2 separate regions of the Homo sapiens genome follow, and region 2 is linked to region 1. A link is a loop called in an ENCODE intact Hi-C map of the cell type or tissue named here. Cell type or tissue: OCI-LY7. All regions are shown on one strand. Each heading gives the region's core, and the rest is flanking DNA. Links, peaks and the distances in the headings are about the cores only. Region 1 has its middle 32 kb from the start of LINC01247. Region 2 overlaps LOC105373404 (a long non-coding RNA gene).

Region 1 (15,432 bases), core at 2,648-10,647:
AAAAATCCATAAACACAAAAATATATTGATTTTATTGCTCATTATATTGGCAAATGAATCGGAAATCATCTAAATGTCACAAAAGCAATAGTTAAATACTTTTTGATTCATAGATGAATGAAACAATATTTACCCATTAAAGTTAGGATTTTAAAGTTAAACTAATAACATGGAGAATCATTTACTATACAGTTTTAAATGAAGAAGCTGAAAAACGATATGGGTTCCGTATGATATGAAGCATCCTTTTTTTTTTTAAGAGACAGAGTTTCACTCTTGTTGCCCAGGCTTGAGTGCAGTGGCACGATCTCAGCTCACCACAACCTCTGCCTCCCGGGTTCAAGTGATTCTCCTGCCTCAGCCTGCCAAGTAGCTGGGATTACAGGCATGTGCCACCCCACCCAGCTAATTTTGTATTTTTAGTAGAGAGGGTGTTTCTCTATTTTGGTCAGGCTGGTCTGGAACTCCTGACCTCAGGTGATCTGCCCACCTAGGCCTCCCAGATATGAAGCACTTTTAAACATCATGGAATAAAAGACCTGAAGGAAAATGTTCCAAATATTTTAGGTCTCTTGATTGTGTTCTTTAAAGGAGTTTTTATTTACATTTGTCTGTACTTTCCTACATTGGCTATAATAATACATAATAAATTTGTAGCCAGAGAAACAATGTTTCAACTCACCGATACCTAGAAATTCAGAGCAAAGGGCATGTCACCCCGACACCTGGTATTTTCACAATGTCTCCCATATGCTTCTCTCAGACCTGTGGCTGCCTCTTCCAGAACTTCCACTCCCCTGATAATTGTACAGTATTTGACTTCCACTCCCCTGGAAAAGTATCTAATCCTCACACAGTCTGATCTGGCCATTTTCTCTTCAGTACCTAACTCATCTTCCCTCCTCCTCCACTGAGCAAAGCACTGAAAGGCTCAAGGTTGCCAGGAAGGAAGAGGATCCTGTTATGTATGGAAGGCACATGCTAATAGTGCCAGCAGTGTGGAGTGGGGACCAGTGGCCCTCAGCAAGCTGGCTGTAGCCAGTTCTCAAGGCAGTAAGTAAAGAAGCAGAATTGGCAGAATAATGTTCGGCTTCTTGAGTATAATGAGCATGATGATGACTACGTTGTTGATGATAATGATGGTGATGATGACAGAGCTTGTATTGTGTCAATGGTGTTCAAAATTTTAATTTGTTAATATTTTACTGGGATTGTATTTTACAAAAGCAACTTCCATACAGACTGGAAATAAAAATAATAATAAAAAAACCTAAAACATACAAACATCTGGTTCGTTACCACAGATAGTCTGAGAAGCACAGTGTGAGAGGCGTGTCCTTGTGGGCACAGAGGCAGTGAGTTCTTCTGATCAGATGCTCCCTGGCCCCAGGGTTGCTGCAAGGGGAATGCCAGCAAAGGACAGATGGAGAAACAAGCAGAAGGTGGCTTTCTCTCAGGTGATCCTGTGAGAAAGAGAAAAGGAATTCTGAATGGTGACTCCTGCGTGTTCAGAAAAATCCATCAGAATAAAAGCCCATCAGCGACCAAGGGGATCTTCTTTTTCCTGGCTTGTCCAATCATGTCTTTGTAAAATTGCTCTCTGCCCTTGCTGTGAAACAGTGAAGTGAAGACCCAGATGTGCCTGGAGATCGGGTTACTCTTCTCAGCATCCCCTCCCACCCGCTATACACATCTATCCTCCGAAAGAGTGATACCGGATGTCGTTTGGGGGAAAATGCATGAATGAGTTTACATTTGTGGCCTTAAGGCACTGGCAGAGTAGGTGTTCCCCAGGCGTTTGTTAAAGAGAATCTTGTGTTTTTGTAAAAACAAGAAAAACCACCACTCTCAATGTGCCCGCCTCAATTTCCTTGCACTGCATAAGGGTTCAGCTAAAATAGAAGCAGGATAATGTTTCCAAACTAAACTAAGGAAGCTGATAAATTTGATCTTGGTGAACAAGAGGGAAATCTTCAGTTCTTACAATAGAATCTTCCTCCGGGCCCTGAGATTGGAGTAATCTCCATGCTTTGTCACGGGATTAGATGTGAAATCACATTATTTTCTTCCTTCAAAGTTTCCAAGCATCTTAGTTCTCACTTTTATTACCTGCTCTTATCAATCAAGAAATATTACAGTGCTTTCCACGTTTTTCTTTCATGCTGTGACTTTATTTAAAACAGGGAACTTTTTATACACCTGGAAACTGTCTAGCAAAGGGTAGACACTTCAGAAGACACACACACACAATTTGGGTAGTAGCGGCTCTGATTTCTAGAAATACAAAGAAAACTGTAAGCACAAAGAGATCCTTATGGCTGGTTCCTTCCATTCATGAGAGGATAAAGTTAATGCGCCCAAGGTCAGGGGATCAATCACCATATGAACCACTTAAGTCTGGGCTGGGGCAGAACTCTGTCCCCCAGCAAAAAGCTGCACCCTGTCATCGCCATCTTGTAAATGTCAGGCGCCAGTCGCAAATGGAACTAGAACGGAAAATATAGACAGTGTCAAAGTTTCCAACCAACGACTGCAAAACAGCTAGAAAATCATAACCTTCATCATCATACTTCCTCGCAATTATAAGATGTTTTAGCATGTAAAATATGTTTGTACATATTTCTTTATTCTCTTTCAAATATTGTTGATCCCATCAGCCACCTAAGGAAGTAAGTGATGTGCTGTTTAATTTTAGAGATGAAGAAATTGAGACAAAAAAATGTTACTCAAGCAATGAGTGGCAGATCCAGGACTCCAGCCAGATGTTGACAAATACTGCCTGAAAACCCAAACTTAGCAACAAGGAAAAGGTGAAATTTTCTTTGTACATAAAAGATGAACGTTTTTCTTTTGTACAGTTATACCAAAAGGCAGGGGTATACCATTATCACAGAACTTAAGAGCAAAATAAAGTTGAAATAAGTCCTTCACACTACGTGAACATTGTGTCAGGCAGTGATTGACTGGGAGGGTTGTAGCTCTGGGCTTAGAAGGAATGTGAATTCTGCTTTTCCACAAGCAGATAAGAGCATCTGTGGCTGCTCTGCTTGGCATCACAGAACCTCAGGACCTGAAAGAGAAGGAGCTGGAGAACTTGTCCTTCTTAGCTGCTTCTCCCTGTAGAAGAAATGAGAGTTCTATTTCTAATATCCCCGTTCTCTAGAAGACAACTTTGAGTCAGGGTTTGGCATAAAGATATTTATTAGGGATCAACACCTGTGGGAAAAAGCAGGAAGGAATAGAACTGGGCCGGGGGAAAAAGGCAACTCCATTGTGCAGGCCAAAAGGAGCCATGGCTAGTCCCACAGGAGCTCCAGAAAGGAGTATTGCCCCTGGCCAAGGTCCCCATTGTTCAGAATGCCTGGGCCTTTACCCCGACCTTGTTCTCCTGGCCTCGGGTTGCCCTGGGAAAGTTGTAACCCCAGACCAGGTGGCTCTCCTCAGCTGAGGGCAGACCTTACGGGAGCAGAGAGCTGGGGTCCTTGGGCTGACCCCCCTTACTGGGTGTGGTAGCAAGCCCTCCCTGGGGGTGGGATCTAGACAGTGTATCTATAGGTCTAATTGGATCCGCCCCATTGGTGAGGGACAACAGAGGTATACAGCAAGGAAATATCCAAATTCATCTAGGAATGGCCCATAAATAACCAAACTAAGTTAATTCACAGAAAGATAAAATCTAGATGTGGAAACCCAGAGAAACAAACAAGAATAGTCACAAAGATTTAGTAGCCTCAGATGAAAGGCCAGGAAATTAGAGCTGTAGCCAAGCCTTCTTGACCATGGTAGCCAGAAAGAGGTGCCACATAGACACTCCCAGCTTATTCTCAGTACAAAGATAGAAACATATTTGTGAAAATAAGCCTAATTTCTAATCCCAGCTTTCACTGGGGCTAAAACTGTCAATATGCTTCCTGCTGTAATTGGGACTATCTAGGACCACAGGGGCTAAACCTCATAAAGGAAGGCCTAGATCAAACTTGTCCAACCTGTAGCCCAGAATGACTTGGAATGTGGCCTAACACCAATTTGTAAACTTTCTTAAAACATTATGAGATACTTTTTTTTTTCTTTTTTTAGAAGGAGTCTTGCCCTGTTGCCAGGCTGGAGTGCAGTGGTGCCATCACAGCTCACTGTAACCTCCGTCTCCCGGGTTTAAGCAATTGCCCCGCCTCAGCCTCCCAAGTAGCTGGGATTACAGGCATGCGCCACCACACCTGGCTAATGTTTTGTATTTTAGTAGAGATGAGGTTTCACCATATTGGTCAAGATGGTCTCGATGTCCTGACCTCATGATCCACCCACCTCGGCCTCCCAAAGTGCTGGGATTACAGGCATGAGCCACCAAGCCCAGCCACATTATGAGATTCTTTTGCAGTTTTTTTTTTTTTTAGCTTATGAGCTATTGTTAGTGGTGGTGTATTTTATGGGTAGCCCAAGGCAATTCTTCTTCCAGCGTGGCCCAGGGAAGCCAAAAGATTGGACACCCCTGGCCTACATGATAGGACCTGGAGAACACCAAGCTAAAGTGGAACCTGATGTTTTCTCTAAACCAGTAGAGAAGACCACTATCACACTCTCCTGCTGCGTCTAAAGCCTCCTGACTTCACCATACACATTCATGGTATGTTCTATCTTTCAATGAAATAACAAATTATGTTTTTCCTACTGTACAAAAGAGAATCACATCAGGTTCTAGATGTGTATTTATTACAAGGTTTTTTTCACAGATTGCAACAAGTAGAATGTGCAATGCTTGGTAAGTTTCTGTGAGAGACCTCTGCCCATTGTGACATCAGCTTGCTATTTAATGACATTTATAAAGAAAAAGTAGAATCCACCCACTGAACACACACAAAATAAGGTCACCATATTGAGCTTCACTACAGTCTAATTTGTCCTTATTATGGTCTCTATCATTTCTGTCCTCAGAGAAATTGCAAATGAGTTCAAAATTTCCTCCATCCCCTTCACGAAAACCACGCCATGCTGGGGAAAATCCCAGGCCCACTATTCTACCCACTGATTAAGGAAGCAGAGAATCTAGAATATTTAGGTTTTGTGAGAATTCACTTCACTAGCTCAAAGAAGACTGGAAACACACAAATGTGAAAGCTGACATGGAGGTGAGAAAAGGTCAATGCACCTCTACATTGTTTCAAGCAAAAGATAAACGGTCAAAGAAATAACCCCTTTAACAGGTCTCTTGGTTTCTTTGGATCCTGAAATTTCAACACTTCGCTAATTTGAAAAAATAAATACATAAATTTATGCCTACTTTGTACTAATGGGTCACTCTGGGTTTTGTAATCATATATGAATCCATACAGCACAGGCAAACAGAAAATGTGCTGCCATGGCATGGCCACTCATCAGATGCCCTTCAAAATGCATCAGTTCACTTGGTAGGTGTCCTTGAAAAAGGGTTTCATTTTAGTTGTTCCAATTGTCTATTAATCAAACTTTCGATTCTTGCTTACTTTTTAAGTAAAATTTTTCTACAGAAAATCCATATGCCAACAGCCTTATACACACATACTGTTCATCCAGGTTATTTATATTCAGCTAACAGATAGAGAGTACCTTCTATGAACTAAGTACCGTGACAAGTGCTTTATAGGCATCAGTATGAGGACTCACCAATGAGACCTCATTTTGCAACAAATAAAAAAAAATGAAGATGAACGTGCCTCACGAAATCTTAGTTCATTGTGATACCCCCTTATTCATACACATGAGGCTTAGATCATAACAATACATGTTGGTCTGTGTTTTTACTAGTCTCAGAAATACCTTCTTCCATTGCAGAATCCTACAGTTCTCTTCTATTTGCAGTCCTCTCCCTTTGCCATAACAACTGCCAGCACATGTGGTTGCCATGGCAAGCAGAGGAGGCATTATTAAGAAAGATAAGAGCTAAGACCTTACCTTATAATTCAACCTTGGTAGTTTATTTTTTCTCTTGAGTTCTTCATATTTTATGACCTACTTCATTTGCCCGTGAATTCCAAATGGTTTCCAGATGCATCTGGACTTTATCAGATATCTGGGCAACAAAGGTACTCTTTGGCTCTTTCCTGGTATTCAGCAGCAATAGAGAAAACAAGCACCAATACTACAGAATCTCTAGGCCAATTAAGAAAATGGGATGTAAAATTATTCTAAGACAAAAGAGCTAGACTGGCTCTCTAAAAGGTTAGAAAAGAGTTTAATAATATAAAAACAAATAAGAAAACTACATGTATTAATAAAGATTTAACTCCAGATTCAAATAAGGAATTCCAAATTGCTCCCCAAATTCCAATGAAAAGCACTCTGACCATTTGAATATGTCAGTTGTCAGCTCTCTTAATGAAATAAAATAGCAACCATACAACAAGGCTGGTACTGTAGCATCCGCCTTACTGGTAAGAAAACTCCAGTTCAGAATAATCAAATTCCTTGCCCAAGATTGTCCCAGGTAACAAACAACAGACACAGCTCTTTTGACCTTGAGTCTGGCACACTTTACAGCATTTTATGCTGCCTCAGCAGTATTTTTCTTCATAGATTAATTATTTCCATTTGGTACAAGGTGGTCTTTTCCCAGTTTGAGTGGCATGAACAATATTTTCTGTTGCAAAACCATCCCTGGGGATGCTTCCTCAATGTGGAGCTGTGATATTGCACTCCCCATCCAAGCCCCTCTGAGTGCAGCCAGAAGGCACCCTTAGCCTTGCACACTTCGCTGAAAGTGAGAAGTTGTTCTTAGGCTTGCTGCACATCATAAACACCTGTGAAGGTCTAAAAATGGCAACTTCTTAGCCCTAACCGCTGAGATTAAAATTTAATTGGTCCAGAGTGTAACTTGGGCCTCAGGCGCCCTAAAAGCTCCCCAGGTAATTTTATTATGAGGCAAAGTTATAGAACCACAGATCTAAAACTTTAAAGGCACCTTAGGTTCTGTAATAGGTACCTTTATACTGAGCAATGCATTAGAATCACTTGGACAGACAGTAAAATACGTATTTCCAGGTCCCATCCTGGAAATACAGGGGTAGGAATCATGGGTAGAAATCCCATGATTCTGACGTAGTCAACAGTTGGCATTTTGCAAACTGCTGATTTTGGACGCCTAAAACATGGACAGATTAGAGAAATGGACTATTGCAAACTTTGGGAATCACCGGAATCCTCTTTTAACTACCAGAGCCTCTAAGGAGGCTTATTTCTGAAACTTAGTACCAATTATACATCCTTCAGTCATCACGATTTAGCAACTCTTACAGAAAGAGAACAGAAAAGAAGAAGATGAGTCCAGGCTCAGACAGGTGCACAGAGTCGGTGCTGGGGAGGTGAGGGGGCACCTGATGGCTTTTGTTTTTCTAACGAAATGAGAGGCAATGCCATCTGTGGGCAGCATGTGAGGGGAGTGGTGCAGAGGGGAATTATGGGTGATGAGCTTGAATAGAAAAACAAAGGTCTAAAATAGTTAGTGCAGAGAGTGGGATAATGAGCTTAGTAGAGGAAAACCGGTAGGATTTCTTAGAATTTTTGAGTGAGAATTGAAATTCTTAATTATGAATGTATGAAGATGATATTATACTCTTTTGTCTTTTTCTAAACATTCTATACTGGTGTTCACCTTCACAGATAAAGGCATGAAGACTATATGTGAATCTAACCAAGATTAGTGTTTTGAAAAACAAATGGAAGGAAACAGCAAGCATGCAAGAGAAATGACGGTCTTTCTAAAGGGAAAGTTATTTTCAAAAGATGTAGTAGATTGAACTATTGCTTCTTCATATTCACTCTGCTTTCTTGTAAAAGAATTATATACAGTTGCACCATGCACGGGATTTGTAGTGTCTCCCATTGGAGAAGTATGTATCCTCACCCAGATGACATCAAGCTTGTTTGTGTGACTTGCTTTGGCCAATGGCATGTAAATGAATGTGGCATGTATCACATCTAAGCCAAAGCATTGAGAGTCGTGTTTTGCCAGCCATATCATTTGCTTTTCCACCCTTTGGGAAACGGTTGAGTTTCTACTCACACTGCCTCTGATCCTTTAAGCCAGAAGATCAAAGCTATCTTCATCCAACGTGGAGTAGCTGATAAGGCAAGCTACAGTTGGCCCAGCACTGTTTGGGGTAATAAACGTGAACCTTCTGATTTGCTTTGGGGCTATTGTTATTTCAACTTTGTTTCCACTTACCCAAAACTTCTTATTCCATTAGCCCATCCTAACTCAGTCTTTTACCCTTTGGACTTGATGTTAGTATTTTGTACCTTGCTGCTTGAGCTTGACTCTCGGCTCCAATGAATGCCTCAGGGACTTTTCTGGAAATTTTCCTGGCCTTCTCTTCTTCCAACCTGTCCAGCTATTCCTGCACTGTCTGGACCCACAAGCTCAGAGAAAGGGCAGATTTGAACAGTTCCTGTTCTGAGGAATGCTCAAGGGGGACTGATTGTTCCTGATTGCAAAGGCTACGTAGTAGGTTGTGCCTCCTCCTCAATTTAACTAGACACAGAAGATGATACTCAGGGCCCTTAAGGAGGTCATTCCAATCTGGAGAAGCTGGTTCTAATGAGATCCAGTAGCCAAGAAAGAAACTTGTATCAGCCAATTCAAGTGGCTTCTGCCACAAACGTAGCATAGATTTTCCTTGAAAATCTAGGTGCATTGTTTTCTAAAGGTCTTCTTTTGAGCTCAAGACATTCAGGCTGTACTATTATGCATATAGCTTAGAAATATGATTTTAAAATAAATTAAAGCCTAAATATTGTTGGAGATATGAGAAGTGTTGCAGACTGAGTTGTTATAAAAGATGTTGCAAACAAATTGTATCCTTTGAAGTCCTAACCCCTGATGCGACAGTGTTTGCAGATGGGACCTTGGGGAAATAAGTAGGTTTAGATGAGGTCCTGGGCTCTGGTCCAATGGAAGAAACACCTGAACATTTTCTCTGTGTGTGTGTGTGTGTGTGTGTGTGTGCCTGCATGCACCAAGGATGTCACAAAAAGGTGCCCATCTACAAAACAAGAAGGAGGCCCTGACAGAGAACAAATTGGCTAGCAACTCGATCTTGAATTTCCCAGCCTCTGGAAGTGTGAGAAATAAATTTCTGTTGTTTAAGCCACCCATTGTATAGTATTTTGGTATGGTGACCCAAGCCGACTAACACAAAAGGTAAAAAGAAAAAAATATGTTTTCTATGACAAATCTGACTCAATTTTCAATATTCCCACTTACTAGAATTTTGTGAAAATCTTTTGGTTTACAATATTTCCTATTTAGGAAACAGTATACCTAAGCTCAGTCATATTTTACTGCCTTCATTCATCACCTGTTCTTAATGAAAAAGAAATTTAAGTAAGTGAATGATGAGATGGATCAAATTATTCTCTAGAGCTCTAGAGGGTGTTTCATGCTCCCTAGATGGTTTATAAATTCTTGAACATTTGTATACAAATTGATCAAACATGCAAATCAGTAATCTGGGACTGAAAAGACAGAAATGATCTTGGAAATTGCATTTAGGAAAAAAAATTACAGTATCGTGTTGGTAGACACAAAAGAACTTTGATGAAAGCAGCTGTTAAATTGTTAATTTAACAAAAAGATGGAGCTGATGATTCAAAAATGATCAACTAGGTTGCAGATATTCTGCACTCTGAATAGCATAGGCTGCACAGCATTCAACCCTCTCCTCTGCTGTAATTTGAGGCTGCATTCTATCTGCATTAGCAGAACTGTTAATAAATCACATGAGCAAGAAATGAGGAACTGAAAATCTGCAGGTGTTTGATAATGCCTCAAATATCTTCACCACATGTTTCAGAGGAGTCATGTGAGTTCAGAAACATGACTTGGTGATTACTCACTGTATTGCTCTGGCTGCAGTCTAGCTAACTTCTACGGGATACATTTAAATACAGGTTAGGGTCACTATGATGTTTTCTCCCGTCTAGCCCTCAGGACTGGCTTCGATCCTTTGTGTACAGTAGATATCGGTACCCATTGGTCAACTCATGGTTCCTTTGCCATGGAACATTTTTTTCCTTGACAAATCCAGATTTGTTCTCATTCTGTCCCTCTCTCTCTATCCCACCTCTCTCTCTCTCTCTCTCTCACACACACACACACACACACAAAGATATTTTAACTGTGAATAGAACAGTAAAAGAGAAAAGTTGTGCTTACGTAGTCTCTAGGTTTGATATAAGCGTTATTATCCAAAGGACGATTCTTAGTGTTATAATTGAGAAAGTATGAGCTGAAGTCTGTAACTAAAACATGAACTCAAGGTTTGGCATCTACTAGTAACTGATTGGACACCAAAAATTAAAGGACTTACCAGAACCAGTCTTATAAGGCAGGTATTGTTCTCTATAAGAAATCTGCAGGACAGGGGATGTGACAGCCTTTGAGATGTAAGTCTCAAATTCTGGGAGCCTTTGACATGGCGTCTGATGCATCTTGATATCCTAGAAACAAAGCCTTTAAAAGGGCAGAGGTGAGCTGATCATCAAGCACATGTGATCTGACGTTCAGGACAATATTCTTTATTCTAATTCAAATCAACTCCTTGATTTTATTTTTCTTTCCTTCTTAAATGCTTTTCTTTCTCAAATCAATTTTTAAATAGAGAAAATTCAACCTTGTTCTATAAGTATGTTTCCCAGGTGTGTTTTATTTAATTCTGTGCAAAAGATCAAGGGAAGAAAGAACCCTTGATACTCTCCTGAAAATATAAATATACACTCATTAGCACTTTTGACAAGATGGTTCATACAGTGCTTTCAGCCCAATAAGGAGACATCATTGTAACAGTAGCACAGGGCTCTCCCTGCATTTGTGTAGAAAGGACAATAGCCAAGTAATTAGTTTTAAGAGAAGACTCAAGATTCCACTTGTCCACAGATATTCCCACCAAAAAGTAGGACTTGGCCCAAAACTTTACTCTTAGAAAAAAAAAATATTCTGAGTTACAATAGATTCAGTTAGGAAAAAGTTATTGGCAGAGAACCCTCTGAATTACCTGGAGGTGGAAGGAGGAACCCCCATTCTTACCCCACTAGTCCAGTTTTTCCAACAGAACACATGTATAGACCTCTGCAAGTATTCTCAAGTATATCTGATTCAACTAGCCATTTTCCTGGTGGCATGACATTTATGAAACAGCAGGTGAAAGGCAAACATACACAACTCCAAGAATACCTCATCAGGCAGAGTGATGACTGTGAAGAAGTGAGTAGAGGCCCAGGATTCAGGGGAAATTTTCTTAAGAACAAAATCCAGGCCCTATCACCTACTCTTGTACACTTATCTTCCTAAGCCTCAATTTCGTCATTTGTGTAATGAGAATAAGAATCGCCTTTACCTTACAAAGTGGTTGTGAGAATTAGATCACACATGTCAAGTGCGTATTGCAAAATAAATATCCATCCAAATATTCTCTATGTCTGTCTGTCTGTCTGTCTATCACTATCTATCTGTCTATCTATCTATCTGTCTATCTATCTATCTATCTGTCTATCTATCTATCTATCTATCTATCTATCTATCTATCTATCTATCTATAGTATTTAGGTCTCCCGTAAACAAATGCAAGAATAAGATAGTGACAATCTAGCCTTAAAAAGCAAGGGTTTTATTGAAATCAAAATCATTTTGATTTAACTGAATTATATGACTTTAAAAGTAGCCATATATACATTGGTAGTATTACTAGCATCACTAGAAGAATTACATAAAAATGATAGCAATGATAGTTCCATTTATTTTAGCTACACATATTGCCTCAGATTATTAGATCCAATTTTGAATTCTGTTTACTAAGATATATTTAACAGGTATCTTCATATCTTCATATCTATCTATCTATTACCTGTCTATCTATTTATCTATCTATCTACACACACACATATAGTTATAGATGAATGCTCAGAGAAGAGCAATCTGGATAATTACATTTAAAAGCTAAAAATGAAGAAACTTGCATTAAGGAGAATGGTATAGAAAAAAAATACTCAGAAGCACAATATAATTATCTTCAAATATTTGTTAGACTGACACGAGAAAATGCTTAGGAAAACTGTGAAGGGCTTTATGGAGTAAACAATCTGTTAGAAGCTGAGGAAAGCAGAAATAATCACAAAATTTGAGAACATTTCTAATATTTGGAAATATTCAAGATAATACAAGATGTCTTGCAAAATATGAAACCTGTTTATTCAATAAAAACTTACTAGTTGCATAGTCTACTCAAGGCACCAGTTTAGATATTATAAGGATTCAATAGATCTATACAATATTGTTTCTGTCCTTAATAAGCTAATAATCTTGAAGCCAAAATGGTTACTGGGTAATCATGTGATATAGCAAAGTAGAAAGAATGTGCTACAAGAGTGGAAAGGAAAATGTTGCTGCTCTCCTCATTAAGATGGTGTATTTCTTTCCCTATTCCCAAAAAGAAAAGTCTCTGAAGTTTAGATCAGAATGAAACATTTTAGTTTGGATAGAAAGAGATAAAAGATGAAGTCAGATTTAAGAATAAGACTCAACAATTAACAGGAATAGAAGAAAGATAAGTATTTTCTATCCTACATTGTTCAGTCTGCATTTTCAAAGAATGCCGTTAAAAGGATGTAATTAGGGGTAATGAGGTGCAAAATTTCATGTATAAAAAATGATCTTGTTAAGGGCAGTTTAGGCAGATAGTGCAGCTAAAAAATGAATTTTAACTCTCTACTAACTCTATGCCAATATTATATATCCCTGACTTTTCTCTATATCAAATTCCAGTAGAATTTTTTTAAGTCAGAAATTTAAATGAATCTGGTATACAAATCTCCTTTTGATTAAAATTATTTGAGTTTTTTTTTTCATTTAAAAGTGGGAAAATCTTATCACAGTCTTGAATAATAAAATGCCTTTTGTTCAGCTCTCATTGATTAGTCATCTTCTTACCCACATTGATCAAATTCAGGAGTCTGGACAAAGTGTCTATTACAGAGATGCTTTCCTTCCTAACAGAGGTTAGGAAGGTAGTTGGTCTGAGTACATCTCTGCAGTTGAGTCCCTCTGTTCAGCCTCACCCTCCTTAGCAAAGAGCAGAATATTCAGATGAGGTGGCTGATTCCCAGGCTTTGATAATCCTAGGACCCTTTTTTAAAAATGTATTTCTTAACTCTAATCTCATACATTTGGTCAATGAAAAACTGAATGTTTCAGCACTTAAGGTCAAAATATGTAGTATACGTATCATTTTAGATGTTATAGGAAAGCAAGCAATAGTATAAGCCTGGGTAAGTGGCAAAGGTTTCCAAAATATCTTTAAAAAAATTCTCCTATTAAGTTTGGTATCTATTGTGACAAATCCAATAAAACCCAAGATGATCCTTAGTTTGACATTCATTTGAATACACATTTAATTGAACATTTTCAAGGTGACAAGATTGACCGTGCACTAGAAAAACTCACAGATACTTTCAGACTGTGGGAGAAACTGATGAAGAAGCTCATGGTTCCTCTGCAGTGTGGTGAGTTCTCTCGCAGGTACCATAGAGTGATGTGTCAGAACCCTGATGAGCTTCTCAATCCTGCGGAATGTACAAGGCAAAGCTTTCTGATAGAGATTACTAACTTGAACTAAAAAAGAGTTAGTACAATTTTAACAGTTTTGAAAAAGCCAGAAGGGCAACTCTAGCAACTCCATGATTCCATCATAGGCTGTCACAATTGCTATTTCAGAGTGTGTGTTTGCAAGTCATTGTTTATTCAGATCCGTGTCAACACAAGTGTGTGTTCTTTTCTGCCTTGAAATTTCTTCTTGTTCCAAGTTTCACATTTTTATGGGAATATATAGGTACTTATTGCATTTTAATTTTTGTTAACAATGGAACAACAGAAGGGTAAAAAATGTGGTTCTCTCTGTTCAACTCATCTCTAAGTGTAATGCTGGAGGAGAGAGGATTATGTCATGTGGAAACTAAGGTAGAACAAAAGGTTTCAACAGCAACGTTTCAACCCCGGGAGGGTCTCAGTCTATACTTTTCTCCACCAGGTCCTCCTCTGGTGCAGCATGAGAATGGGAGGAGGAGACATCGTCAGTGTTTCCTCCTGAGTTCGCTTGCCAGGGGCGCCAGCTTTTCACGAATTCAAACAACAATGACATGGACAGGTTTACAGTAAAATATGTCTATCCTGAAAAAGAAAGGAATTGACAGCCAACCCACTGGCTGTGCTCATCGCTTGCTGAGCCGCACCAAGCAAGGCCATCTTCTGAGGATCTACAAATGTGTGGCATGGTAATGATCTCACCTTCCAAGGAGCTATGACGTATTTAATGAGGTGTGGATCCAGGGAAACAAAAGTCACGCACGCAGTATGGAGGGGATTGGAACCCATCAATATCTGAGACAAACAGTAACATAGCACGGGGACTTTTGTTACAAATGTCCTGCTCTCTTCCTCTTCCACCTTCAATCTTAGCATAGAGCATGCAGTGTGAACATCAGTGAAACCGATCTGGTTTCAAATAAAAGATTTGTTGCATTTTGACTATGAGGCATTTTGCAAGTTGCTTAACCTCTCTGAGGCGCAATCCCTTGATTTGTGAGGCAGAGATAACACCTTTTTCAAAAGGTTGATTTAAGACCATAATAAAATCATGAGCATGAGAAACTTAGCATAGAGTCTGGAACATTTCAGCTGTTCAATAAATTTTGGTTTCTGTCCATTTTCTCTACCTTTTTCCTCTCCCACTAGAACACGGGGCAGAGAAGGTCCAGTGTGTTAGCCTTCAGAATCTTTTAGTTATTGGGGTTATTTTTTTGGAGAATTTTATTTTTTGGCCTATTTGTTTGTTCTCAGAGAGATGGATGAGATCTAAAATGTACTTCTACTGTTTTCTTCCCCATTTAAAAAAATGTAAAAACCAGAACGAAACACGTCTTTCCAGTCACAGGTAACTAAGTAGGAAGTATCCAGTAACTTCTTATCTTTGGGGAAAAATGTTACCCACAATACCCCAGAGTCAGCTGGGCGACAAGGGGATCTTTTTCCTATATCCCCCGCTCAGTGCAATTCTAGTCAAAAAATTAGCCATGCGTGGTGGCGGGTGCCTGTAGTCCCAGCTACTCGGGAGGCTGAGGCAGGAGAATGGAGTGAACTCAAGAGGCAGAGCTTGCAGTGAGCTGAGATTGTGCCACTGCACTCCAGCCTGGGCGACAGAGCGAGACTGCCTCTAAAAAAAAAATAAAACTCAGCAGAACTAGTCCATGGATATAATGTGCCATCTTGAGGAAATCCACACCTTTTTTTTCCACTCTCTCTCTCTTCTTTTTTTTCAGTTGAAGTATTGTTTAGAAGGCACTTTTAATTATAATTTTGGTTAACTGATTAACGTTAACTTGTATATGACTTATATTGACCACTAAACTTTGGGC
Region 2 (15,432 bases), core at 2,850-10,849, 440 kb after region 1:
AAACGCTTGCCCCGAATATCACATCTTTAAATAGTTACCCACATGAAAGAAGGCCTGCAACTGATTCAAAACCACCTCGATGAAAAAAATCTGAGCACACCCATCAAAGGCACTGCGCACAGAACTCAGGAATGTTTTCTGCTGTTTGGAGTTTTCTTCTCCCCTCCTCCCTCCTCAATAACGATACTGGTGATTACATCTTCCAGGGGAAAATAAAATTAAATGCATCGACTTAATTGTTTAATTAGTGTGAGCATAGGTAGTACTATCCAATTCAAAGATCTAAGCAACTGAAATTCCATTTGGAGGGAGTTCCCCCACTACGGGAAAAGGAAGCAGGAGTGTCACAGGATTGGGGATCACACAGATGGAGGGAGAAATCTGGCCCTACATCTCCCGCGTGTGGCTGATGACGATGGGTGAATCCCCTGTGGGCATTCCTGCCTCCTCATCTGTGAAGCGGATCACCTGTGAAGTCAAATTTGCAGAGAAAGTGATTCTAATTGATGAACTCGAAAGAAATGGGAGTATTGTTACCACCCAGCTTCCTTTTGAACCCCTGCCTCTATTCCTAATGCCATTTCCACTGTACCTTTCCGCCTAAATGTCCCCTTTCTCTCTTTACAGACCTGTAAGCGCAACGCAGACCCCGCCCTCCTGCGCCAACAAGCCTCTTCTCCAAACGCTCCATGAAAGCTGATGATTCTCACTTCTAGGTTTTCTGATTGATCACGTTGTCAAGATGGATCTCTGTATTTTCCTGTATTCTTCTCCCCATAGCTCTTTCCTCATATTGTGGATGCTTTAGAAACCCTTATTAGTGAATTGGCTTGTTTTCAAATTAGAAAAACCTGAATGTTAAGGCAGAAAGGACCTGAATCTTAAGGCAAAATACTTGGATCCACGATCTGACTTCATCTCTCCGTATCTGGCCTTATCTCTCCAAATCAACAGGAGCAATCCCTTGATTTAGGTAGAGGGCTGTTATTTTGTTTTGTTTTCATCCATGAAATGAAAGTTTGGGCTGGGGAAAAGTTTGCAGTATTTTTGTTGTAGTTCCTGCAAGTTTTCAGCTAATTACTTAGTGATGCCTCTTAAAAATCTCACATAGTGTGTTATTTCAAAAAGTTATTCCGTGAGTCCTGTAAATTACTAGGTTAAATCGTGTAAAATTGCTGTTTTATTGGCCAAAAATTAACAACTATGAAAAAATGTCATAAGATATAACCTAAAATAGCTCTTCCAGAGAATTAAATCACTCAGTTATAGTCACTCATTGGTGCCCACAAACACTAATTGAGTGTCCGCTATACGTGGTGCATTTCAGCACCAGGGCAATTTGAGTGGAAAACATGGCCCCCAGCCTCCTGGATTATCAGAACTCTTAGGATGTACAAAGGACTGAAATCCGTGGTCTAACAGCAGAGTGGTGTTTTTATCATTGTACCACCTTGTTGTAAAAAAAAATGTGCTGGAGCCTAAAGGAAACCATGCATGGGAAGAGTGTGAGTCAATGATTGGCTATGAATCAATTATCCAGTAGGCTGCCTCTTATTGATCCCTTACCTGTTGCCAGGTACATGCTAAGCACGCATATGCGTTATCTCACTAGCTCCTCATATTATCTTGTAAAGTGGTATCTTTGGAACTTTCTTCCTCATTTAAGGATGAGAAACAATGAAACTTAAAGAGATTTCAGAAATTTTCCAAAAGCCATCTAGCTGTTAAGTGGCAGACCTGGGATTTGAACCCATTCTTCAGAGTTCTAGCACATGGCTTTAGCTGATTCATTCTGCTGTCATCTTTCATACACACACATCACCACCTATGTAATTGGCCCATGTGCAGTTCCAGCCGTTCACTCAAACACACGCATACATACACTAATGTCACCAGGAAGACAGTGTGCAATTGCACATGAGTGTCCTGGAAACACCAGGACAGGCCGACACACATGAACTGAGTCAGAGAATTATGCCATGATTAGGAGAGAACATTAAGACAGAGCACAGATAAGATAAAATGAGATAAGAGTGCCGACTGGTCATGGTGGCTCACGCCTGCAATCCCAGCACTTTGGGAGGCTGAGGCGGGTGGATCATGAGGTCAGGAGATCAAGACCATCCTGGCCAACATGGTGAAACCCCATCTCTACTAAAAATACAAAAATTAGCTGGTGTGGCGGTGCGTGCCTGTAATCCCAGCTGCTCGGGAGGCTGAGGCAGGAGACTTGCTTGAACCCAGGAGGCGGAGGTTGCAGTGAGCCAAGATCACACCACTGCACTCCAACCTGGTGACAGAGGGAGACTCCATCTCAAAAAAAAAGAGTGCCTACCCTCCCTCCTGGATTAAGCTTGGCACCCTCCCTCCTGGATTAAGCTTGGCTGGCACCACTCCCCTATGGGGCAGAACAAGGTTGGTAACTTGGTAACTCAGCTTCTCCAAGCCTCAACCTGACCTTCTGTACAGTGTGGACAATGATCACCGCCCTGCAGGATGAGCGCAGGCTCAATCAGTGCCAATGCAGAATGCCCCCCACACTCTGACAGGACACACTTCTTCACAGGAGACTAACAAACAGTGACCAACACAGCAGCGGTGGGCTCCGGGCAAACTTCCATTTGATGACCTCAGAAGGGAAGCATCTTAAAGGGGTAAAGGTGAGAGGATTATTAATGGTTTTAAAAATATATATCTCTGTGAATGAATGGTTCATCTTTAAATACAATGAAATCATTTCAATTTTAAAATGTATGGAGAATAAGAAGGCAAAAAATGTTAGCAAAGTCTTTACAGATGCTGGGGTTCAGAATCTGCGGTGGCGTCAATACTATTTTCTCCTCCAAATACACCCAGGAATGGTTTCTTGAAATCCTATCTGGCAGACTGCCAGCACACCACGATCATTTTACAAGTGTTTGTATATTTTTTAAAATAGGTTTATGGTGATGAGAACATCTGATGTCCTTAAGGGTTCTTCCGTTTTCACTTGCTTTTTGTCCTTACAATAGCTGTCTGATATGATCAGGTTGTGTTGCAATAGGTCTCATTTATTGTCTAAAACAGTGGTTTCCCTTGTTTTCTGATTATTTATTTAGTAGGACAATCTGAGAACATAAAGAATCTACTCCTATTATGTATTAATTAATTATGTATTAATAATTATGTAATTATATACACGTACTACTGAAAAAGATGAATACATTACAACATGGGTTCCCAACCTCTGACCTGTTAGAAACCAGGCCGCACGGCAGCAGGTGAGTGGCAGGCGAGTGAGTATTACTACCCGAGGTCTGCCTTCTGTCAGATCAGCAGCACCACTGGATCCTCATAGTAGCACAAACCCTATTGTGAACTGCATATGCAAGGGATCTAGGCTGCACACTCCTTATGAGAATCTAATGCCTGATGATCTGAGGAGGAACAGTTTCATCCCAAAACCACTACCACCCCAACCCTGTCCTTGGAAAAATTGTCTTCCACGAAACCAGTCCCTGGTGCCAAAAAGGATCACTGCTTTACAAAACAAAAGGGAAAAACAAACGAACAAAAACAAAAAAACAAAAAGAAAAAAACACCTTAAAGGATGAGTTAAGGGAAAATGAATAAGGTTTTAAATCAATTTTTAATTTTTGCTTATCACTAAAAATACAAACCTCTGTGCTTTAATGAAGAAATATTTTATCAATAATAATTTTAATGAGAAAATATGATTTTTTATGTTGCTTTGACACTTTGGGATATAATAAAGGTGAAGCTGTAAATTCAGTTCATTTTTTGTACTAAATCATAGTTGAAAAGTGCATATGACAAAAGTACATAAATCCAAACAGAAGGGCATTATCAACTGTGCCTTTTACATTTTGGTATCACATTTCAATTCCATTCAACAATTATACCTAGACCTGTTGCTGTTACTAAAATACACCTACTGAATTTTCTTTTTCATCAATGTAAGTGAGTTGTTCTTGCAAGTGAATTAAGAAATTAGTGCACTTTTTAAATTTTATCAAATGGATTCAAAACACTATAACTCATTTTAGAAAATTTAAAATAGGTTAAAGATGTTTTTGTACATTTTCACAATGTACAGATTTGAGAGTTTCGTTGTCATTGCTGAGATATGTTTTGATGATAAATTCACATTATCATAGAATCACTTCCAGACATCTAATTTCGAATTGCCCATTTACTCTCCACAGCGTACGTTTATCTCAAAAAAGCAGTCACTTTCTCATTTGTTGTTTATAAATCACCTATGAGTTGACGTTATATACTTTAGGTAATTATTTTTGTATGTGTGAATTTATTTATATTTAATTTAGTAATTTAAAAAATACCTGGTTGGTAGCATCTGCGGTTAACTAGCACTCAGCACCTGTGTCCCCCATGGATCACTTGCATTCAAATAATAATAATTTTCATAACTCTTTTCTAAATTTGACAGCTCTTCTGAGTACTTTGCCATGTGATCTGCAGCAAACGTATGTGTGCTATGAAATATTTTCATATGTATTTCCCTTGTCTTTAAAAGATATTGCAACATTTTAATTGACACTTTATCAGGAATAACCCTGTGAATGACTGATACCTGACCGGATCTTGTTGTATTATAACTGTTGTTGTTAATTGCACAAAGCATCACCGATTACCCTTCTATAATTTTTTCCATGCAATATTATTTCATTAAATGAATGCTTTGCTGTTCAGAATGGAGCTTGTTTCTGACAGGTCTTTCTTTTGTAGATCACAAAGAAGTTGTTCTTTGTGTATTTCATTATTGAAACTGAACTTTGCAAGTATCAGAATGTTGGGCATGTTAGAAACATCTGTACTTTAACTCAGCTGTGTAGAAAACCCCTCAAACTGAATAATTTATTCACACATTGGTGCCCTTCAATCTTCAGTAATATTTTTGTTCATCTTCCAAAAGTGTTTGAAGGCGAAGGGCACGATTTTGTACGTGCCACCTTGTTTTGTGAATTATTTCAGCAAAGTAGGAAGGAAAGGTGTTTTAAATTGATATTGCTCCTTGTTCTTTTCTATTAAGAAAGAAAACTCAAAGGGGGCATCTAGAGAATTCCCATTGAGTGAGCGGAATTTTGCAACGTATAGGACTGAATCATGTAAAAATTTTAGCATTTCCAAAAATATGATACATGTTTGTCTTCATATTCGGATACTGGGGTTTTAAAGGTCTTACTAATTGTGTTGGATTTGTACTTTCTTAGCTAATACCTCAAGGTCCTATGCACAAACAGAGTAAATTAATAATAGTGGATGAAAATATTGTTTCAAATAATTTCACATAATGTTAAACTTTGTTTGTGCTCTTGTCAAATCTTATGAGATGACTTTTGTTTTAACCCGGTTATAACTAGTTGATAACTTGCTTCAGAAGGAAAACGTACACCAGCTGTTTTATTTGTGTTCACTTATGTTTGCAATATTATTGTTTATTGTTATTATTATTAACCTCAATCCATTGCTTACTGCAAGGATACTTCTAAGGTATCTATCCATTTTGGAGGGCTGACAGAGTTAAAAATAAAGTAATGTATAAATGCACCTTGCCAGAGACAAGTAAACTGCAGTAGCTCATGACACTGAACACACAGAAGTGCATGGGCCACCACCATCAACCACCTGCCCCAGGGTCAGTTCTGTCTTCCCCGGGAAGATCATCTGCCCCAGTGGAGGGAGAGCACCAGGGCACACCGGTGCAGGTGGTTCTGCTCCAATGTTGATTTCACATTCACATTTGTTGCAACGAGGTTGATATTAGGGAACAATTTGACAATAAGGCAAATTTTGTGTTTGTGTATGTGTGATTTCATTTGCAAGAAATGCCAGGTGAACACAGAACTGCACGCAGCTGATCTGAGACTAGGAACGCACAAGTGCATGCACACACACCCCAGCATTTTCCAACCTCCAGTTCACCTCACGTGTTAGAAGCCTCACCACCCACCTCTGGGGCTACAACTTTCCCTCCCAATCCAGATCACCCACTGTTTAAATCCATTTAGGCTGTTGTAACAAAATATCTTAGACTGGGTAATTTATAAACAAGATTAATTTATTGCTCACAGTTCTGGAGACTGGGAAGTCCAAGATCAAAGCACCAGCAGATTTGATGTCTGGAAGGGTCTGTTCCTCATAGATGCCACCCTCCTATGTGACCTCACATAGGGGGAGGAGCAGACAAACTCCCTCAGGCCTCTTTTATAAATGCAACCATCCCATTCATGAGGGTGGCATCTTCATGAAATCTTCATGACCTAATCACCTCCCAAAGACCTCACCCCCTAATACCACGACATTGGGGGTTAGGGTTTTAATATATGAAGTTTGGAGGGACACACATTCAGATCATAGCCTCCTACTCCCCCCATTTCACCACAGTGCACAAGCTGCAACCCCAGTACCCACACTCTCAAGCAAGCTTCAGGCCTTTTTCAAGGTTAAGCACCATAGTTTCTGTAGTATTTATGCATATGTTAATCATTTAGCCTGTGTAAAACTATACTACTGTTTTTATTAGGTCACTATTCTTTATGTCATGGACAAAAATTTAGAATGATGTGTCGCTAGTCCCATTTATCCCCAACAACCCTGTGGTTTCTATTATCCAGTGTTGCATAGGATGGGGATTTTTAGACGCATTTGCATCCTGTTACAGTGGAACTGACTGTAAAATATAACTTTCTTCTTTCTCATCAATATAACTTTCTTCTTTCTCATCTCTTCCATCACTTGTAACCAAAAGCATTCCAAACTCTCCAGGAACCTAAATTAGACTTGGGAGCCAGGAAAAGTTTATTGGAGAAGGATGGGAAGGAAAACGACTTCTGGCCAAGAAGGCAGTAAATCTCTCAATGTTGCATCAGGTGCTTTGGATGCATTATTTCAAATACTCCTCACAACAATCCCATGAGCAAGGCATTAGGGCCTTTATTTTATACACATGAAATGGAGGTCTGGCGGCATCGAGGACTTCACTGAAGGTCAGGCAGCTTTTGCAGCCATTGAAACACCAACACTGAGAATCTTTCCACTCCATCATGTGTGGCTGGAAGGGCTCACTACCAGAGTGTCCTGGTCTGCACTCCACCAGAGGCCCTAATAAAAATCCAGGGTCCCACTCCTCAGAAAGACATACATTGAAAGACTAGTGAGCTCTTGCCTCCTCTAAGGAGAGAAACATCCACTAGCAAAGCCCAACAAGATGGTGGGATAGAGGCCTCTGAGCCATGGGTCTAAGCACTCCATCCCCTACCTTGAAGTGACACATGGTGGCTCTAAGGGGCACATTTTATCCAAAGTTCATGGAAGGGGCAGCTCCTGTGGAATCCACTCCTAAGTGGCGCTCACTCGGTGGTTCCACTGGCAGTGCTCCAAGTACCAGTTCCTCCTGCTGCATGCACCACGGGGCCATTGCCAAGGGTGGCTTCCATCAGAAGCAGCTGTGTGCATTGCTCCAAGGAAGGCAACAACGCCTGGAAACAGCTGCTTCCAGTACCTGGCTCTTACGGGGGCTCTCACGGCATCCCAGCATTTCCTGTCTATTAAAACAGATGTTCTCTCTCTGGCTGCCAGCCAGATTGGCATCATCTTTCCACATGGTAGCAGGCACCGGCTGTGTATATGTGAGGAAGTTACTTTGACTTTCTTAGTTTCAGTTTCCTCTTACATAAAATAGAATGAATGCCTCTCAACATTGTCATAGAGATTAATTGTGATAAAATATGTACAGAGTATGACTGTAAAAAGCAATCAATACATCCCCCATCCTGTGTGCGTGTGTGTGTGTGTTTCCTCTCTCCTTTGGACAACAGTTTCATGAGAAGGTTCCAGACGAGTTACTTTGCTATGACACAGCTCACTCAGTATTAGCCGCTTTTTAGAACGGAGAAACAAAGGCTGCTAAAGAAGGGATACTAGAAGAAAGAAAAAGAGTATGATGAAAAGAGTGTAAAATGTGAAATCTAAGTGACTGAGTGTGCATCCTCACTCCATCGTGCACTCGACTTATGATAGCAGGCATTGCCTCGGGAGCCGCAGGGTCCTCTCTAGCCCAGTGGGGAGAGCCCGGCCCTGTGGGCCCAGATTACTTAGCAGTGGCTGAGCAGGATGGGTGCATTGTCTGGAGGGCTGCCCTGAGCTCAGACCCCCATAGCAAGGGGAGAGGCGAGGGAGGAGCAGGTTCTGGAGCAGCCTGAACCCCTTTTCACCAAAGGTCGCCAGTTACAGAATACTCCAGCAAAGCTGGGCTCCCTACCCACAGACACCCTGGGTCAGACCCTTCCCTGTTAACTCCAAGCATCTCAGTCCTCCTTATACTTGCACCTGGGGATAGGGCAGTGGAGAGCGGCCCCTTCCTTGGCAAGCACACATGTGCACACCAACATATACACACAATACACACACACACTCTCTACACAACAATATACACACATACCCAATATACACACTATACACACATACACAATTTATACACTATATATATGCACATGCACACATATACACACATATATGTACATCCGTACACACACATATGCAATACATACACACCACACACATATGCACACATATACCACATATACGTACATACAACACATGCACACAATACACACACAAACACACAATACACACATACCACACACGCTGCACATGCCGTAGAGTCCGGGCCAGCATACTGCTGTAAGGTGGGAGCCCAGGGGGTGTCACACCCCCTCTTCTTGCTAACCCTTGGGTTACCCATTTCCCCAGTTAACACACGCCTGTCAAACACGTGCTGTATGGAAACTGATCTGAGTCCGGTTGACCAACAGCACAGCAGGGATAACAATTCTTAACTTGTGGGATTGGAGTTAGTGCTGAATAAATTACCACGTGTCAGTACCAAGCCCACAGTCGGCCCCTAGGAGACCCATATAAAGGACTGATTTTACTTCCCACAGCACTGAGACCGGGCGAGAACCCAGGCCTGGTAACCCCGTCCGTCCTTATTCCTTCCACTTACTTGTCTAGAATCAATGGAAATGTGGACCTCGGGAAATGTGGTCTTTCCCAGCTCCTCCCTGGGAGACAAGCATCAGCATCACATTTAGGACTGGGAAGCAGGGCTGTCTCCTGGAGATGCATCCAGTTCCCTGATAGGGTGGCTTTACGATTCATGTTTGCGGAGTATTTCAGGAGATTTTAGGGAAGAAAGAACAATTTTTTCTGGGACCTTTGTGCTTTTTCTGTTTTCTCAAAGTGGCACGTGAATAAATTCAGCTTCATCCAAAAAGAGGAACAGGTTGTCCTAAATTCTGTGCCCGCGAGTTACCATCAAATTTCACAACAACCACTTAGCAAAGTGGGTGCAGCAAAGGCCACTTTAGCCCTCCGGGCCGGATGCCCAGGTAAGCAGCCCGAGAATGCTGGCCAACCCCGTCCCTCGTGCTGTTGTACCAGGCTCTCACGCGGGCCTTGCTTCCTCCTCTCGGGGGCCAAGGTTGTTCTTTGGTTGTTAGTAGACCTGGCTTCTCTGACTGGATAGCGGGTATGTGCCAGCGTGCACCTGAGCACCTCCCCTCCTCCTTCCCATCAGGCTCCATCTGCACTCAGGCACTGCACCTCCTGCTCAGAAACCTCCGGAAATTAGCCTAGTTGGCCTATGACCCAGCCAGGAGCTCCAGTCACTCTCCAGGGAACTCTGGACAGAGAGAAATAGTAACCTTGCTGGTCTATTGCATTTTTTAGTCAAAATGTTCACTATAAATGCATTTTCCTGTGCACTTAGTTTGGCATACCTCTTAGAACATAATTAATGTCTTCCCATTTGAAAAAGAAAACAGAACAATTTATGGTACCTTCTCCTGCATACCAGAAGGAATCCCCATGGGGTTAAACATTTTACAAATATCATTCAGGAGGTGGCAGGTTTTTAGAATGAAAATCCCACTGTAAATCATTCCAATGAAAAGAGGATTCCTTGGGAGGCACACAGGCTTTTTATAGGGCACTTAGCTTCCCCTGGTTCCCTGACCAATGTGCTCTCTGACGCTAACTGAGATTCACTAAGCCTGTAGGAGATGAAAGAGCACCGCACCAAGAGTCAGAAGAGCCGACCTCACGTCCTGCGTGACCTTGAGGCATCCCTCATCTGGGCATCCACACTTGCAAAGGGAACGTCCTCACTCTGGCACTTCAGAAGGTGTTGCCAGGTACCGTAAGGAAGCAGATGCCAGGCACAGTGCAAACATAAACCCTCTGTTGAATGAAGAGTTCAATGAATAAGCAAAGAAATGAGTGCATTTGCAAATTATAAAATATTTAACAAATGTAATAAATCAGCATATCAATATAAGGAACTGGTATATCAGTGTAAGAACAGATTTTCTGGCTTTACACTTGAGTGAAATGGTAGATTAGTGCTTTATCATTATTCCTCAGCTATACAGAAACAAACTGATAAAAACCAGAGAGAAAAAGAGAGTGAGAAAGAGGAAGCATGAGGGCACACCAGTGAAGATGCAGGAGAAGGGAAGGGACCACGGTGTGCAGTGCTGGCTCAGTGTGTGTCAACCTGCGTGCATGGTTTCCATGTAGCCTCTCACTTGCTCTGCACTGCAATGCAAGGTGGTAAAATTGCTTTTGTTTTAATTTGACATACAAGGAAAGTGAAATTAAATCACCTATGTAAAGTCACACAGGAAAAAGCAGGGAAACAGATAAGCTTGGCCACGGATCTGTGGACCACCTTTTATACCTCCTTAAAATGTTGTGCTCCACTGCCTCATGCATCTTCCCAAGGGAAGATGTTAACACACTTGAAAAATTTAGAGTGCTATAGGAAGAAGAGGTGGTTTTCTCACAGGCTAAGTTACAAATATGACCCCAGGAGAGATAAAGAGAAGGGAGGAACCTCTCCTCCCTGTAAAAGCTCACAGTATAAACTCTAAAATGTCAAGAAGAGTTAGCTAAAATGGTGGCAAACAGCAGAAAAGGGACAATACAGCATTTGAGAAGAAAATTCAGGCAGTAAGGCTAAAACTTCCCGCCAAGGATTACCTCATTTACCAACAAAGATTATGAAATCATTGCTTGAGGCAATCTGGGCAAACATGATGAAGGCAATTAAGAGGACTTAATCCATACAGCTTGAACTTTGCATGTCAGTCAGGGTTCTCCAGAGAAACAGAAGCAATAAGAAAGATAGAGGATGATATGGTTTGGCTCTGTTTCCCCGCTCAAATCTCACCTTGAATTGTAATATTTCTCATGGGTTGTGGGAGAGACCCAGTGGAAGGTAACTGAATCATGGGGGTGGGTTTTTCCCAGGCTGTTCTCATGATAGTGAATAAGTCCCACGAGATCTGATGGTTTTATAAAAGGGAGCTCCCCTGCACATGCCCTCTTTCCTGCCACCACGTAAGATGAGATTTTTCTCCTCTTTGCCTTCCACCATGATTGTGAGACCTCCCCAGCTAATTAAAGTGTGAGTCAATTAAGCCTCTTTCCTTTATAAATTACCCAGTCTCAGGTATGTCTTTATAAGCAGCATGAGAACAGACTAATACAGATGATAGCTATATAGAGATAGATAGATAGATAGATAGATAGATAGATAGATAGATAGATAGATATAGATGGATGGATAGATAAATGTAGACAGACTGATTGATTATTAGAATGGACTCATGAGATCATGAGGTAATTCAGTCTGAGTTCAAAGGCCTGAGTACTGATAAATGGGTAGATGGTTGGGGGATGGGGCAATGGTGTAACTCTCAGTCGAGTCTGAAGGCCTGAGAATTGGGGGGACACTGGTGTAAGACTCTGAGTTCGAAGGCCCATGAACCAGGAGCTCCAATGCATAAGGACGACAGAGGATGGATGACTCAACTTAAGCAGAGAGAGGGAACTCACCCTACCTCTTCCTTTTTGCTCTAGCCAGGCCCTCAATGGATTGCCTGATGCCCATCCGCTTTGGTGAGGCTGGGTCTTCTTTACACAGTTCACCAATCTGAAGGTGAATCTCTTCTGGAAACACCCTCACAGACACACCCAGAAATACAGTTTTACCAGCTCTCTGGGCATCTCTTAGCCCCGTCAAGTTGATACACAAACTTAGCCATTATACTTGGCCAATACCCAGATAGACAGCATCTGTTCATGACTGTTCCTAGGGTTCTGTTTGGGATGAACATCTGCAGTGTATACGCAGCCCTGACGCATAGCCCTCCCCACAGTCCTGTGTGAAAGCACAGTGAGGAGGAAGCAGGGAGGCAGGATATGGGCCAAGTGGGAAGGGAAGGCCCAAGGAAAGGGCCAGGGACAGGGAGTTTGCATCTGCTGCAGCTGGCTCCACACAGGGGCCTTCTGAGCTCACATGGTGATATAGTTTGAATACATGTTCCCGCCAAATCTCATGTTGAATTTTAATCCCCAGTATTGGAGGTGGGGCCTGGTGGGAGGTGATTGGACCATGGAGATAGATTTATTGTAAATAGTTTAGCAGTATCCCCTTGGTCCTGTCCTCACAATAAGTCAGTGAGTTCTTGCGAGTGTGTGGCACCTCCCCCGTGCTCTCTTGCTCCTGCTATCGCCCTGTGATGCACCTGCTCCCCATTCAACTCCCTTCATGATTTTAAGCTTCTTGAGGCCTCCCCAGAAGCAATGCCAGTGCTATGTTTTCTATATACAGCCTATAGAATCATGAGCCAATTAAATCTCTTTTCTTTATAAATTACCCAGCCTCAGGTATTTCTATATAGCAGTGCAAAAGTGACCTAATACACACCGGCTGAGGACTAGACCTCCAAAGCCCATGTGTGAACATGACTGGTCCAGATGGCAGCAGCCCAGCCAGGGGAGGGCCAGCCCCTCCCTAGGAGCACAAGGCCACATGTTGAGGGGCCCTGACACCCTGACCATGCCAAGACTTATTTTTCGGAAAAATACGTACACAGCAGAAGCCCGGGAGCCTTGTCCCAGTGCCTCCTTCCATTGCAACTTGAACTTGGAATAAATTATCAAGTCCCATTGCTCTCTCAGTTTCCCATCACACATAAACACCCCTCACTCCCTTCATAATCTAAAGCCAAAGACCTAGGAGGATGGGTTATGTTTGCAGGAGATATGAAATCACGACACTGAGAGAGAAGCAAAGTAGAAAATAAGAAGGAAAAGAAAAGGTGCCTGCTCCCCTACTCTCTCCTCTCTCTTGCATCCCAAACCAGCACAGATGACTCCCACATCTTTGAAGGTCACTTTCACATCTCTGGGTTTTGCTAAAGGACCACCCTCAGCAAATCCCTGCAATCCCTGTCTCCTATTATCCCACTCCCTTTCTGCATCCCATATCTCCCCTTTTCCAAATCTGAAGGATCCTTCAAGGCCCTTTTCAAACACTGCCCCTACCCTGAAGTTGACTCAGCCTCTCTGATGAGAAACAGAAAGATGACATGGGCTTTGATTCCAACAGTTGCACTCATGGCTTGGAAACTCCTCAGACTGAAACTGCCTCTGCATAAGAAGATGATGACAGGACAGAGGTCTAGCATGGCTTACTCCCTCTCGCTTCTAGCCTTACAGGCTGGCTATCCGCACTCACTCCTGGGTATAGACCAAGCTAACCATGGGAGGAATTTAGTTGATCGTTTAACTTGGATGCAAGGAAAATAGTCCCTCCCTAAAACTAACCCCCTCCTTGCTCAGTGAGTGAAAACTAACAAAAGGCCATGAGATTAGGATTATGGGAGAGGCTTGAGTTCTTCTCAAGTGTAGGCATAGTTTCTACAATCCCTTACTGCTCAGGAGTCATATGGCCAGAGGTCACGAGATCTGTGACTTCCCCAATTGCTTCTACAGATAACATCACCATTGTAGAACCTAAGATTGGTATTTTGAGATATTGTTTAGATTTCTACATTCTAGCAATCAACTCCATGATTTTTGGTTCTAGTAATCAACTATGAACCTGTGACTCATGACTCAACCAGTCCTGTGGTCTCCACCCAGAAGCTGAGGACCTCAGCACATGAGGACCACTTTCCACGCCCCTATGACTGACTCCCAGCCAATCAGCAGCACTCCTGTCTACCAAATTGGCTATAAAAACCCAACCTCTGAGCTCTTGGAAAGGCTGATTTGAATAATGGACTCCAGTTCTTCCATGTGGCTGCCCTAGCATTAAACTCTTTCTTCACTTCAGTACCATGGTCTCAGTGAACTGGTTTTGTCTGTGCAGTGGGCAGGAAGAATGCATTGAGCAATGAGAACAACTCATGCAGGGATTACTATGTGCCTTAGTATTAAGTCAGTTAATTATTGTTGGAGCTCAGAAAGTGGTACCTCAGAAATGGCGCTTTCCCATGCTGAGAGGCCTGATATGCTGCTTCAGAATCAAGGTCCTTCTAACATTGCCTTATTCACCCACGACCCTAGCAAGCACATGGAGGGATGGAGAGACTCCTGGAATGTCCTTATCTGATCAAGAAAGCTTCTTTCCAAAAGAAACACAATTGCTTTTTTCTCCTTCCTGAAATCTCATTGTCTATCTGGGAAAAGAAGACTGAGGAACGCAAAAGCACCTGCTTTCCGTGTCTCTGGCTCATTGAAATTCCAAAAAAAAGAATCATTTACAAGTTAATTTCTGTCCATTTATTCTCCATAATAATTATTTGCTGCCCCTCAGAAAAAAGCCCCCAGTCCCCATCTCCTCCTCCCCTTATGCAAAGGGGAATATAAGCTTCTGTACCCGTTGGGTTGTTGGGCAACCATTCTGTTGTGATTCTCCATGCTATGCAATGAAAATTAAGTTTTGTATGCTTTTCTCCTATGAATCTGTCTTTTTAAAGTTGATGTTCAATGAACCTTTATAGGGCAAACCGGAAGTTTCCCCTTGGCCCTACATTATCTAAACAACACTAGGAGGAATTATCATAATAAGTATTATTTAGATTCTAGTTTTAAAGATGGGGATCCTGAGCCAGGGAGGTTAAGTAACTTGCCCAAGATCACACAGCTAGCACAACTGAGCCAGGATGCGCATGGCCCAGCCTCAAACTCCAGGCTCCTAATGCCTACACAACACCACCTTGAAGGCTGCTTGGAGTTTCAAGATATTTTTGGATCCCATGTTAAGAACCATTGGTCTAGCTTATTTGACCTAAGGTGCTATACCTATAATTTATGGCGTTTTGTAAGAATTGCAGGAAATCATGTAGGTGAAAATACTTTGTAAATTATAAAATATAAATTATTACTCTTGTGGATCATCACTCTTCCCATTGTACCTGGCCCTCATGGGACTCCTTTACATCAAGTACTCCTAAGGGAAGCTGCAGGGTTCCTCCATATCCTTGGTCATGAATCATAATCCCAGACTAGTTAAGGCATGTCAGACTGACATGGTTTGGCTCTGTGTCCTCACCC

Evidence for each region. Hi-C counts contacts between places; a loop is a spot of excess contacts. Peaks named below come from ENCODE experiments on the same cell type or tissue, not always from the same donor. Only the 100,000 strongest peaks of a DNase experiment are listed, where the experiment ranks them.
Region 2: a loop joins it to region 1, with 6 times the contacts of the local background. A loop is called at or near these places in 64 of 110 quality-filtered maps.

Annotation. Positions count from the first base shown.
Region 1 is chr2:6,335,942-6,351,373 of GRCh38, forward strand. No RefSeq gene overlaps it. Among named protein-coding and RNA genes, the nearest start is that of LINC01247, 32 kb to the right of the region's middle. RefSeq lists enhancers at 9,729-9,778, 10,259-10,308. In OCI-LY7, for the core only: a CTCF peak has its summit at 9,526; DNase peaks (open chromatin) are centred at 6,780, 7,350, 8,950, 9,780 and 6 weaker places; H3K4me3 peaks cover 7,521 bases; H3K27ac peaks cover 8,000 bases.
Region 2 is chr2:6,773,415-6,788,846 of GRCh38, forward strand. All of the region lies in intron 3 of LOC105373404 (a long non-coding RNA gene), which reads right to left. Among named protein-coding and RNA genes, the nearest start is that of LINC00487, 11 kb to the left of the region's middle. RefSeq lists an enhancer at 1-952. In OCI-LY7, for the core only: no CTCF peak of the experiment used is centred there; DNase peaks (open chromatin) are centred at 4,417 and 7,607; H3K4me3 peaks cover 2,056 bases; H3K27ac peaks cover 2,610 bases.